2 separate regions of the Homo sapiens genome follow, and region 2 is linked to region 1. Evidence: chromatin contacts called from ENCODE Hi-C or POLR2A ChIA-PET data. All regions are on one chromosome and are shown on one strand. Each heading gives the region's core, a stretch centred on a gene start or an enhancer-like site at or near the end of the contact. The rest is flanking DNA. Distances are from core to core; before and after follow the strand shown. Region 1 overlaps HDAC4 (histone deacetylase 4). Region 2 has its middle 130 kb from the start of MIR4786.

Region 1 (6,367 bases), core at 2,837-5,336:
AAACCTCCAGTTGATGTAGGGCTGGTCTACTCTCCCACGTTCTCGGGGTTCAATCTCACTCCCTCCTATCCAGAACCCCCAGGGCTGCCCACCGCAGGGGCCATGAACAAGCTCTTCTCCAGCTGGCACCAAGCATGCTCTCAGGCCCTGCCACCTTGTCCAAGCTCCCCTGGACTCCTGCCAGCTGGCTGCACCTGCTGCCTACACACCCCCTCCTCCTGGGAGCCCTCTTGGGCCTCCTGCAAAGCCACTCTCAGCTCCCAGGCTTTCTCATTACCTCCCGCCACCTTGTTTCTGAGCAAGGGCCATGCTCAGAATCTGCAACCCACCTGTCACCAGAAGCTCAGAATCAAGGTCTTGGGTTAATTGCAGGTCTTCAAAATTCCTTTTCTGCCCCTTAAAACTTTGTAGTACTCCTGGCCGGATACAATGGCTCATACCTGTAATCCAGGACTTTGGGAGGCCGAGGGGGCAGGATTGCTTGAGTCCAGGAGTTGGAGACCAGCCTGGACAACATGGTGAGATTCGGTCTCCACAAAAAATTTTAAAAATTAGCTGGGCGTGGTGGCATGCAGAGGTGCATGCCAGAGGTGGTCCCAGCTACTCGGGAGCCTGAGGTGGGAGGATCGCTGAAGCCCAGGAAGCTGAGGCTGAGGTGCATACCACCACACTCCAGCCTGGGCGACAGCAAGACCCTGTCTAACACACACACACACACCCAACACACACACACGGACACCCTAACACACACATACACACACCCTAACACACACCCTGTGTAAAACAACACTCTCAACCCTGTCTAAAAAACACACACTCCCTAAAACACACACACCCATCTCACACACATGCACTCACCCTAACACACACACCCTAACACACATACACACCGTCTAAAACACACACACCCCCGTCTCACACACATGCACTCAAACACACATACACACCCTAACACACATACACATCGTCTAAAATACACACCCCCGTCTCACACACATGCACTCAAACACACACACCCTAACACACATACACACCGTCTAAAACACACACACACCCCCATCTCACACACGTGCACTCACTCTAACAAACACACACATCCTAACACACATACACACCGTCTGAAACACATATACCACCGTCTCACACACTTGCACTCACTCTCACACACACATCCTAACACACATACACACCGTCTGAAACACACACACCCCCATCTCACACATGCACTCACCCAACACACACACACCCTAACACACATACACACCGTCTGAAACACACACACCCCCATCTCACACATGCACTCACCCAACACACACTGTCTAAAACACACACACCCTGTCTAAAACACACATACATACCTTAACACACACATATCCTGTCTAAAACACACACCCATACTTTAATACACAGACACCCACACCCTAACACACATACCACACCCTAAAACACAAACACACCCTAACACACACGCATACAGACCATACACACCCGTCTAAAACACACATACACACATCTTAACACACATCCTGTCTAGAACACACACCCATACTTTTAACACATAGTCTAGGACACACACACCCTGTTTAAAACACACATACATACCTTAACACACATCCTGTCCAAAACACACACCCATACTTTAACACACAGTCTAAGACACACACACCCTAACACATACCACACCCTAAAACACACAAACACACCTTCACACACACACACACACACACAGACCATAACACACACACCTGTCTAAAACACACATACACACCTTAACACACACACACTCTGTCTAAAACACACACCCATATCTTAATACAGTCTAAAACACACACACTGTCTAAAACACACACCCTAACACACACATACCCTAACACACACGCTCTAAAACACACCCTGACACACACACCCTGTCTAAACACACACCCTAACACATACACCGTCTCACACACACACACCCTGTCTAAAACACACACACACCACCTAACACACACACCCTGTCTCACACACACCCTATCTAAAACACACACACCCTAACACACACACCCTGTCTCTCACACACACACCCTGTCTAAAACACACACACACCCTAACACATACACATTGTGTCTAAAACACACACACGCACCCTAACACACACACCCTGTCTAAAACACACACCCCATCACACGCACACACCCTAACACACATACACCCTGATTCACACACATACAACCTGTCTAAAACACACACCCTAACACACACTCTAACACACACATACACACAGACACTTTGTGGTATTCCTGAGACATTCAACCACTGCAGAGCATTATTTAAATGCCATAAAAATGCATCTTTATGGATCATTTCTATATTAAAATATAATAATCTTGGCGGCCACAATAGTTAAAATAAACAGATTCAAGATCAAATAAAGTTAGAGCAGAACATGAGGACTGGAAGCAATCCCAGAGGAGAGCCTTCTCCCTGGACTCACAGGGTTAACACTCAACAGTGGTCTGAAGCAACTGTATTACCATGAACTCACTCATCACCAAGTCATTGTGGACAGAGACTTTTTAGCTGCTTTTATGTGGATGGGGGTAGCTCAGACTGAACAGAATATTAAGAAATCATAGAATGGCCCAAATGAACACACTGATCTTAAGTTACACACGTTTCCCACAAAATCCTTTTTTTTTGTTTTGAGACAACAGTCTTGCTCTGTCGGCCAGGCTACAGTGCAGTGGCACCATCTCGGCTCACTGCAACCTCACCTCCCGGATTCAAGCGATTCTCCTGCCTCAGCCTCCCGAGTAGCTGGGACTACAGGCGCGTGCCACCACGCCTGGCTAATTTTTGTGTTTTTAGTAGAGACGGGGTTTGACCATGCTGACCAGGCTGATCGCGAACTCCTGACCTCAAATGATCTGCCCACCTCGGCCTCTCAAAGCACGAGGATTACAGGTTTGAGCCACCGCACCCGGCCACTTATTTTGTTTTGAACTAAACATTATCCGTACCTCGCACCAAGATTCCAGGAGCGAGAGGATGCTCAAGTTACCGACCACTGCCTGCTCAACCAGCTTCCTATCGAGAGCATCATCCCGGTGACCATAGACACGTCCCAGCAAATCCACGTCCCAGCAAATGCACTGCTTCCTATCGAGAGCATCATCCCGGTGACCACAGACACGTCCCAGCAAATCCACTGCTTCCTATCGAGAGCATCATCCCGGTGACCACAGACACGTCCCAGCAAATCCACTGCTTCCTATCGAGAGCATCATCCCGGTGACCACAGACACGTCCCAGCAAATCCACGTCCCAGCAAATGCACTGCTTCCTATCGAGAGCACCATCCCGCTGACCACAGACACGTCCCAGCAAATCCACGTCCCAGCAAATGCACTGCTTCCTATCGAGAGCACCATCCCGCTGACCACAGACACGTCCCAGCAAATCCACGTCCCAGCAAATCCACTGCGGGGCTCCTTGACACTGAGAACTTTTCTGGGCAAGACTTTCTCTAGGCACGAACATTCCGGAAGGGAAAGTAAATGACACTGGAGGGACGGGGTAGTGTTAAGTGGGTGGCCAAGTAACAACGTCTGCCTTTCCTGCTGGCCAGTCAAGTCACCAGTATCCTAAGCCCTTAACCACAAGGAAAGACAAGGACAGTTACTTGGAGAACTGTCCTTGGAGGAAAACAAGGGAATGGGAGAAAAAAAAGGAGGCGTAGCTTGTCCTGCCAGCAGGCCCCCGTGGGCTTTCCGTCCACACTCCCGGTTTCATGCCAGGGACTCTGGCTTCAAGGCAGAGGCTCTGTGTCCTGACAAACGCATCCTGCCCTGCCACAGCGCATCCCCTCAGGGAGGGTGTGGAGGGCTGGCCGGGCAAGGGGCGTAAGGCTCCAGGGCCTCCTTTCAAAGGAGAGCCCTTCCAGGCTAAGTCAATCCAGGTTCTTCCCTCAGGCCGCTCACATCATTAGAAATCGTTCTTTAGAGCAATAAAATCCCAACAGTTAAGCAGCTTTGACGTCAGAGAACCAGGGCCTGGCTCTGGCAAAGTTCAGCGGGAACAGCAATAAAACCGTAACACAAAACTCACCCAGCAGCAGAGGACTTTCACAGAACACAGGAGAGGAAAGCCACACACACTGCACTAGAAGGGCACTTCATCAGCAGGGCAAAGCCAAGTCACATGACAAATGTGAGAGGGGGCCCATGGGCGGCTGGACTCCCCCAGCCCGGCCTGCCCAGGGAGTGAGGGCGGCACGGGCACCCACACCAGGCCACACAGGAGCAGGGCCCCCATGCCAGATGGGCAGGCAAGGGTGAGCCAGGCAGGCAAGAGTGAGCCGGGTGGGCAGGGCGAAGGACAGGGCCAGCTAGCAGAGGACGGCACGAGAGACACACGGAGGGAGGGGAGGTGCAGCCAGGTAGGCCCCGAACACCACGTTGCCAGGACTCGGCTCCTCGGCTCAAGGAAAAGGGACAGCGGTTCCGTGGCTGTGCTCTGACACACCTAGAAATTTCCCGCTCAAGAGAGCAAACTGAATCCTTTAGTATTAATGATTTCTCTTCCTCCCAAAACCCACTAAAATGATGAAAAGCAGGATTGGAAAGCACTTCCAGCAATGCCTGGGAGCGGACGGACAGGTGCATCAGCTGACAAGAAACACAGAGGAACTTCCCGAAACTAGAGATCTCTGGGGATGGAGCTGCTTGGGAAGGCACACAAGCGAGTGGGCCTCGCCCAGGAGGGAGGGCACGGTTCTGGGCAAGCCCCATCCCCCGCCTGAGACGTGGGCAGAGGCCGCTGGGCCACCAGCCAGTGTGTGCAGGTGGTGGTATGCACGTGTTGGGCACAAGGGGTCCTGCCTCCCAAGGGACCTCCGGGCGGAAGGGCAGACACGGCAGGGAAAGATGACAGCGGACAGGGCAGAGGAGGCAGCCAGCAGACTTCAGGCCCCAGGCAAACCACCTCAGCTGTACCCCCTGCACAGATGGAGAGCAGAGAATGGGCTGGGCCAAGGGGCAGCCCTGCCCTCACCAGTGCGGCCTGTCTTCAGCCTCCAACCCACTGAGAGAGAGAATGGAGAGGTCGTGGGTGGCAATAAGGCGCACACAACCCAACTCACATGGGCAGGACAGGCCCGGGCAGGCCGGTGATCAAACTGAACCGCAGCGGCTGAAATTCCCACAGAAAAGGCCAAACAAACCCAGCACCCCGCGGTTTCCAGAGCTGAGCCTCAAAGAACCCGGCCTGAAAAGGTTAGAGACAAGCGGATGGAGAAATATTTGTTAGCCAAAAGAAACCAAGGGTAGAAATACCTCATGAAACACTATAAGCTCTCGGTCAAAGAAACATTAAACAAAGAGAAATATATTATATTTTGATAAGAGACCTGATCTACCAAAAGAACAGTCATTAATTTTTAAGCTTTAAAAAAAAACACTGAACTATATAAAGCAAAAAATGGTTATTAATGTAAAAAGAATATTATAAGACTATAATCACAGTAGAAAAATACACTTTTCCAAGAAATCGAGCAGACAGAAAAAAATAAGTAAAGCTATACTGATTTAAATAACTCAACTGAGTTAATATATAATTAAAACAACATATAAAGAAAGGATACATATCCTCCTATATATAAATAAAATATATATAAATGAGAGAACTTTTTTTTTTGAGACGGAGTCTTGCTCTGTCGCCAGGCTGAAGTACAGTGGCGCAATCTCAGCTCACTGCAACCTCTGCCTCCCAGGTTCAAGCGATTATCCTGCCTGAGCCTCCTGGGTAGCTGGGACTACAGGCACACGCCACCACGCCCAGCTAATTTTTGTATTTTTAGTAGAGATGGGGTTTCACTATGTTGGTCAGAATGGTCTCAATCTCTTGACCTTGTGATCTGCCCACCCTGACCTTCCGAAGTGCTGGGATTACAGCTGTGGGCCTCTGCGCCCGGCCGAGAACTTTAAATACAATATTGATACATACATACAGACGTCTTTAGACTGAAACAAAATCCTAAGAGCATACTTTCTCTTCAAATGCCTGCAGAGCATGTACAAATTATGATTATGTGTACACCAAGTCATACAAAAATATGCACCCCCATTAAAATAATCAAGTGTACTCAAACAATAATTTTCCCATAGCACACTGACAAAAATGAGAGAGACTGAACCTACCCAGTGCTGGTACAGCACAAATGAAAAATATGCATCCTCTTACACTGGAATTAGGAAGATCAGTTGGAACGAGGCTTCTGGAGCAATTTGACAGTCAACCTAATGATGTTTTAAGTGCACGGGCTCACTGACCCAGCTTCCACTTCCTGGAATTTGTCTAGTAGTGATACTTAGAAGTTTACAAAATATAT
Region 2 (6,964 bases), core at 3,528-6,027, 470 kb after region 1:
TCTCGCTGCTGCCTGGCGTGCCCTACTGTCCTGTGGATGGTTTCCTTTGGGGCAGGGGCACTCGACTTGTCAGTGTCTTGTGTTTGGCCCTGGCCCAGTGATCCTGCAGGAAACCAACAAAAGCCATTTCCGTCCGGGAGACTTTTCCCTCAATGCACATCAGATCACCTGGAGTCAGCATCCCCTGTGACTATATGAAACAGGGGGATAGAGCAAACATGTTTTCACTTAAGGGTTTTAATGAGATCCCAGCTCATTAGGTGTTAATCAGGGCTGTTTGAGAAGGCACCAAGCCACAGTGTGAGAAAGCCTCCTTCACAATCTGCCCTTCACACATTTTTTTTTTTCGAGACAAAATCTCACTCTGTTTTCCAGGCTAGAGTTTAATGGTGCAATCACAACTCACTGCAGCCTTGACCTCCCAGGCACAAGTGATCCTCCTGCCTCAGCCTCCAGAGTAGCTCAGACTACAGGCAGACTCCACTATGCTTGGCTAATTATTTTTAAATTTTTTTGTAGAGAGAGGGTCTCGCTACATTGCCCAGGCTGGTCTTGAACTCCTGGGCTCAAGGGATCCTCCTGCCCTCGGCCTCCCAAAGTGCTGGGATTACAGGTGTGAGCCACCACACCTGGCCCCTTAACTCTTCCATGTCATCTAGAACAGAGCTTGTGGGGCTGCAACATGCTCACATGCCCCAGGGACTGTGCTGAAATGAGAATTCTGACCCAGGAGCCATGGGGTGGGGCCTGAGGGCCTACATTTCTAACAGCCTCCCAAGTGATGCTGATGCTGCTGGTTCCTGGACCACACATGAGCAAGCTGGGATCTAGATGTGCCTTTGCCCTCACGGGCAGCAGGGGTGTGAGCCGTGCGCACTTCCCGGAGAGGGGCCTGTGGAGTCACGTTCTGGCAGCACCGTCCTAGTCTTGATGAGACTGCCACTCTCCTGCCTCCTGTCTCCCATGCTTCTCACCCCTTCGAGTCGGCTCCCTTTCTTCTCTCTTCTCTCCATCCCATTAGAACCCTTGGCTCCATTGAGAGGTGCTCTCACTAAAGGACTCCTGCTGTTGACTTGAGGGTGGCCCTGGGGCCAGGCTGACCCCTCCATCCCATGGGGCAGGGAGTCATCAGAACGTCGGTCCTGGTCCCAGCTCTAGCTCCAAGTGGGAGCAGATTCCTGCTGGGCCGCCTGCTCCACGGTCTCCCAGCCTGTGCTTGTAGGGCTCCCAGGTGGGACCCTCTTACTGATCTCTCAGGGAGCTGCAACCATCCAGGGAACCACACGCCTAGAAAGACCCCATAAAGCCTCGTGCAAATGCATAACGAATTTCAAAGTCCGGCAATTAGTGGGTTCACGACAGAAGCTCCCTTCAGGTGCTAAAAGGGTAACTGTAGGCTCAGTCTGTGTCCCAGGAAGACACCCTCAGCTCAATGCCATTTAGGAGAAGAACTCTAGCCAGTCCCCTCATGACCCACCTCTTGTCAACAAAGACAGGAGCTTCTCAGCAGAGGGTGGGTCTGCACTTCCTCAGCTCCCCAAGTCCCAGGAGCTGAGCTGGGCTCAGAAGGAATGAAAGCACAGTTCCAGCTTGGCCAGGACAGGGGCTACATCTCTCAGCTCCCCTCTAAGCCCGAGAGGCCCCCTTGGAGCTCTTCTGAGGGCCTCTGAGCAGACAGCAGGGCTCATCTCTGTGGAGGTCCATGTAGGAACCTCGAGTGGAAATGGCCGTGAGGTTGTAAATAGGGCCAGAGGAGTCTGCTCAGAGCCTTCAGCTAAGCGGAGTTGGCATCCATCGCCACTTTGAACAGGAATCAAGGAATTTCTGACGTTAGGAAAAAGTGAAATGGCTTTAGAATTTGGAAACGCAGAGGCTTTTCTCAGATCTGCTGGCAGTGATACAATAATCTGGTCAGAAGTGAACTATTAACGGACATTCTCGTTAAGCAGAGAGGAATTTCCATGTCACAGTAGAGGCACCTTCTCCCTGCCCCGTGCTGCCTTGGGTTCCAAGCGTTCAATCCCTTCTGTTCCAATGGTCTAATCTTGGCTTTCATCCCTACACCACCCTGCAACTAGAACACACCCGGCTTAGGGAGGGGGTTCATAGGCACTGCCTGCAAGGAGGAACAATCGTCCTCCTGCCCCACCTGGGACAGTCCACGTGCTCCTCAGCCTCGTTTTTCCACAGAGAGAAATACTGAGCTAGACAGAGCTGTGTATGGCTCTGCTGACCAATGAGCAATGTACTTTGGTCTGCACTGAGCCTGGCCTTTCTATAAAATTAAGGGGCCAGAGTGGATGAGGTCAGGAGAGCAGAGTGAGTGCGAACGCTTCGCCTTTTGTGTTATGCCTTTGTACCTCCTTTCACGAGGACACCAACAGCAAGTTCCTGTATGACACACCTTCTCGGATGATGGCTGCAGGTCTGTCCCGTCACGGCACACACGCGGGAATCTGTAGCTGCCCCAATCCTAAAGTGTCCCGTGTTCGAGGACAGTCAGGGGCCCTTGTTATTTTCCATGTTTTGTTTCCTTGCACTCTTTTTTTTTTTTTAATCCTAGCAGCAACTTCCAAATGTGCTGCCATGAAAAGCCCTGCTCCTGCCTTTGAGCTGTGTCTAATCTACTGTGCTTCAGGAGAGCAGGTGAGCAGATGTGTGTACTTTGTGTGTGGAGCAGAAGGAGTGGGCTTCCAGGGAGGGTCTTCAGGGCTGGCCTTCCCAGTCACATGCGGAAGTGTAGTGCGTGGGGAACCCTTTGCTTTTGCATCTTGGTTCTCGGCGGTGCTCATAGGAAAAGGTACTCCAGCGTGGCCACCTGTTTCTGTCCTGTTGTTATCAGCGCCCTTGTCTAGAGTAATGACAGACATCCACGAATGTCACTTCTGGAAATGACCCTGAAAACCAGGCCAAACTCCGTCCCAAACACACAGACGCAGTCACACACACACCACTCAAAATTCCAAAATCAATGACACACCAAAATATATGTTACAATGGTTCTTTTGAGTGCATCGCCATGTTCTAGCCCCTTTTGCACTCCCAAGAAACCCCGAAAATAAGGCCCACAGGCCACCAGGGACAATTCTTTTTTTTTATTTGAGACGGAGTCTCGCTCTGTCATCCAGGCTGGAGTGCAGTGGCGTGATCTCGGCTCACTGCAAACTCCTTCTTCCGGGTTCACACCATTCTCCTGCCTCAGCCTCCTGAGCAGCTGGGACTACGGGCGCCTGCCACCACGCCTGGCTAATTTTTTGTAGTTTTAGTAGAGACGGGGTTTCACCATGTTAGCCAGGATGGTCTCGATCTCCTGACCTTGTGATCTGACCCCGTCGGCCTCCCAAAGTGCTGGGATTACAGGCGGGAGCCACCCTGCCCAGCTCACTGGGGAAACGTCTACTGGAGGAACGTCAACCTTAGCTTTGGACATCTTGGTCACGTTTGCGCCCCACGCCCTGGCTACCCATTCTCCTGCCATGTCCATCCTTGACTGTCCAAACACGAGCTCCCCATTTTCCAGCTAAGGAGATGGAGGCAGAGAAATGTTAAGAGAAAATTGCAAACAATTGTCAACAACTTTCTGAATGAATGTGAAGGACTCTGAATTGTTAAAACTGCCTGGGCCTGGCCTTGCTACATTGTCTCCAGGCCGTCCAGGGCCCGGGGCCACCGTCACTGCTGCATGCTCAGGCATATCTCAAGGGAAGGCCGGGCTGCCCAGAGCCCCTGCTGAGGCCAACACATCATCCCCACAGGCCCGGGTGACGGGTGCCTTCAGCTGCTGGAGGAGCCCTGCCATTCCCAGGAGGAGGGCGTCAGATCTGCCGCCGGCACACGCAGAGCACCCTTCCCAGGCACTGATGGCACCTGCTTTCCGAGTGCCTCTCTGAACCTGTGCCCCTGAGGGAGCCCTTTAAACACAGCCTCTCCCACACTCCCCACCCCTGTCCACGGTCCTGCACGCGCCACTCAGACTTGGCCTGAAGTCCCTTTCTCATAGGCTTTCCCTGGCCAACTTTTTTTTTTTTTTTTTTTTGAGACTGAGTCTCACTCTGTGGCCAGGCTGGAGTGCAGTGATGCAATCTCAGCTCACTGTAAGCTCCGCCTCCTGGGTTCAAGAGATTCTCCTGTCTCAGGCTCCCAAGTAGCTGGGATTACAGGTGCCTGCCACCACGCCTGGCTAATTTTTGTGTTTTTAGTAGAGATGGGGTTTCACCATATCGGCCAGGCTGGTCTCGAACTCCTGACCTTGTGATCCGTCCGCCTCAGCGTCCCAAAGGGCTGGGATTACAGGCGTGAGCCACCAGGACTGGCCCTTGGCCAATTTTTTAAACAGTCATCTCTCCCCTGCTGCCCCTTCCCAGGTTGGCTTCCTTCCTGGCACAGCCGTTCCTGGAATTCAGTATTAATCGTTCACTTGTTTCCACATTCCCACATACTTCCTCCATTTTTAAAGCGGGCATGCTGAGGCCCAGAGCATTTTAAACAGCCCGGCACGAATGCAGAGGCCTCTGATTCACCCCCATTTCCCATCCTTTTCCCCACGCTGCCTCGCTGTGAGGCAGTGCTCTGTTTGGAGACTCCTAGGCTAAACCTGGAGCACAGGCCTTCTCGTCTGACCTCACTGTTATCTCCCTCTCTCAGGCAAGAGGCTGCCCGCCCGGCCTGGACCCCCGCCACCCTGCCCCCGTGTCTCAGCAGTTCTTCTGTCTTTCTGGCCCTGCCTGAGCAGTTGATGGTGACAGGGGAAGGCCCAGTCAGGTTTGCTCCCCACTGGGACCAGTGCCCCGTCCACGAGAGCCCTTGTCTGGCCACCGGGGAGAGATGGCTGCCTTCCCTGCTGGCCATCACAACCCAGCTCCTGTGTGGAAACGTGTTCCACAAAGGCTGAGAGAGTCTTGCTGCTTATTTTCCCCTGTAGTGCCTCTGAAGTGTCATTACTCTTACACTTGTTTACACAAGGCACCTCTCTCAGACGTGCCAGTCAGGGTTGTTGAGGGGGCTCTGGCCATTTTCAGACCATGAAGGGCCCTGAAATCCAAGCTGATCCTCACCAATGAGAACTGTAAAGGCCTAAGATCGCAGCAGAAAGAGAACATTTGGCAAGCCAGTGTTAAAATTCTCAAAACAAACTTACGTATTAGTTAATGCAGCCTGTCACCATAACGACTAAACAGCACAAAAACAAACCATGAGCACACAGATTTATTACTGTGCAAGGTTTAGCTGATATCATTCCAGAGGTATATTTTCCACTTTCAGTTATAATAAAACAATCTTTTTAAACTAATTTAAAATTCAGCACGAGAGCACGATCAGGCGCACATCTCCACACACACAAGCTGAGGCCACAAGTGCATGAAGCCCGCATGTCTGCCTGCGGCTCCGTGACGTGGACCCAATGCCGTCATCCATGCACACACAGGCTCGCGGGAGGCAGAATCACAGGCACGGGCTGCGGCTCAGCCTGGCAGGCAGAAGGCTTTCAAGGAGCCCTGTCAGGGGTCAGCTCAGGTGCGTGGTGGGCTCAGGTGTGTCCGCTACACAAGCGTGTCCGCTGCACAGTCGTGTCCACTGCAGCTGGCCTCCCTCCTGGCATGGGAGGTGCTGGTTGTGGCCAACAGTCTTGGCTTTAAATCAAGTCTTAGACTGGAAGCTACCATGAGCAAACACCACCACCTTTCTGAATCTCAGCTTTGTCATCTATAAAATCAGGAAGACAATAGAATCCACATACATCTGGAGTGCCTCATGGCCCTCCAGAAAATAACAGCTCTGGAATGGTGTGAGGCAAACCTTGCACTGTAATACAGTCGTGTGCTAATGGTTGGTTTTGTGCTGTCTGAACACTGCCTTTCCTTACAACACAGACAGACAACCCCCACCATGGCAACATCCAAAGAGCTGAGTATTTACTACTCCCCAGAGGGGTGCCAATTGGGGGCTGCGCTCCCAAATCAAAACAACTTCTTCCTTTCCATTATCTGGATCAGGGGAGACATTTATTTTCTGTGAAGAGGCAGACAGGAAACACTTTAGGCTTTCTGGGCAACACAGCGTCGGTGGGACAACTCACCTCACTGATTCCAGGGCAGTGGGAAAGCAGTCACAGACAACATACAAATGGTGGGAGGACTGTGTGCCAATAAAACTTTATTTTAAAAAGTCAGCCAGATTCAGCCCCAGGTGATCCTCTGCCAACCCCTGATCTGGATCACACAATAACAACCAGAGAGGGCGCAGGGAGCACACAGAGGGAGGACTGGACGCGTGCATGTTTACATTCTCGAGGGGGGACTGGGACATGTGCATGTTTGCATTCTCGAGGGGGGACTGGGACATGCATGTTTACATTCTCGAGGGGGAACTGGGATGCGTGCATGTTTACATTCTCGAGAGGGAACTGGGACGTGTGCATGTTTACATTCTCGAGGGGGGACTGGGACATGCATGTTTACATTCTCGAGAGGGAACTGGGACGTGTGCATGTTTACATTCTCGAGGGAGGAACTGGGATGCGTGCATGTTTGCATTCTCGAGGGGGAACTGGGACACGTGCATGTTTACATTCTCGAGGGGGGACTGGGATGCATTTATGTTTGCATTCTTGAGAGAGAACTGGGACGCATGCATGTTTACATTCTCGAGGGAGGAACTGGGACATGTGCATGTTTGCATTTTTGAGGGAGGAACTGGGACGCATGCATGTTTGCATTCTCGAGGGAGGAACTGGGACGCGTGCATGTTTGCATTCTCGAGGGAGGAACTGGGACGCGTGCATGTTTGCATTCTCGAGGGAGGAACTGGGACGCGTGCATGTTTGCATTCTCGAGGGAGGAACTGGGACGCGTGCATGTTTGCATTCTCGAGGGAGGAACTGGGACGCGTGCATGTTTGCATTCTCGAGGGAGGAACTGGGACGCGTGCATGTTTGCATTCTCGAGGGAGGACTGGGATGCATTTA

What was found. Hi-C counts contacts between places; a loop is a spot of excess contacts on that map. ChIA-PET counts read pairs that join two places held with the same protein, here RNA polymerase II (POLR2A). Pooled maps may share reads with other maps.
Region 2: a loop to region 1 is called in a map of sigmoid colon, with 3 times the contacts of the local background. The contact joins two enhancer-like sites. A Hi-C loop is called at or near these places in 1 of 168 maps with a recorded cell type or tissue (sigmoid colon) and 1 of 50 pooled maps. POLR2A ChIA-PET finds 5 or more read pairs at or near these places in 1 of 52 experiments (Panc1).

Annotation. Positions count from the first base shown.
Region 1 is chr2:239,344,850-239,351,216 of GRCh38, forward strand. All of the region lies in intron 2 of HDAC4 (histone deacetylase 4), which reads right to left. Among named protein-coding and RNA genes, the nearest start is that of MIR2467, 3.8 kb to the right of the region's middle. Within about 2 kb of position 4,087, at least 8 of the 41 ENCODE cell types and tissues checked have a DNase peak (open chromatin) inside an H3K27ac peak, as active enhancers do; they include sigmoid colon, where a contact is called at or near this core.
Region 2 is chr2:239,809,616-239,816,579 of GRCh38, forward strand. No RefSeq gene overlaps it. Among named protein-coding and RNA genes, the nearest start is that of MIR4786, 130 kb to the right of the region's middle. Within about 2 kb of position 4,778, at least 12 of the 41 ENCODE cell types and tissues checked have a DNase peak (open chromatin) inside an H3K27ac peak, as active enhancers do; they include sigmoid colon, where a contact is called at or near this core.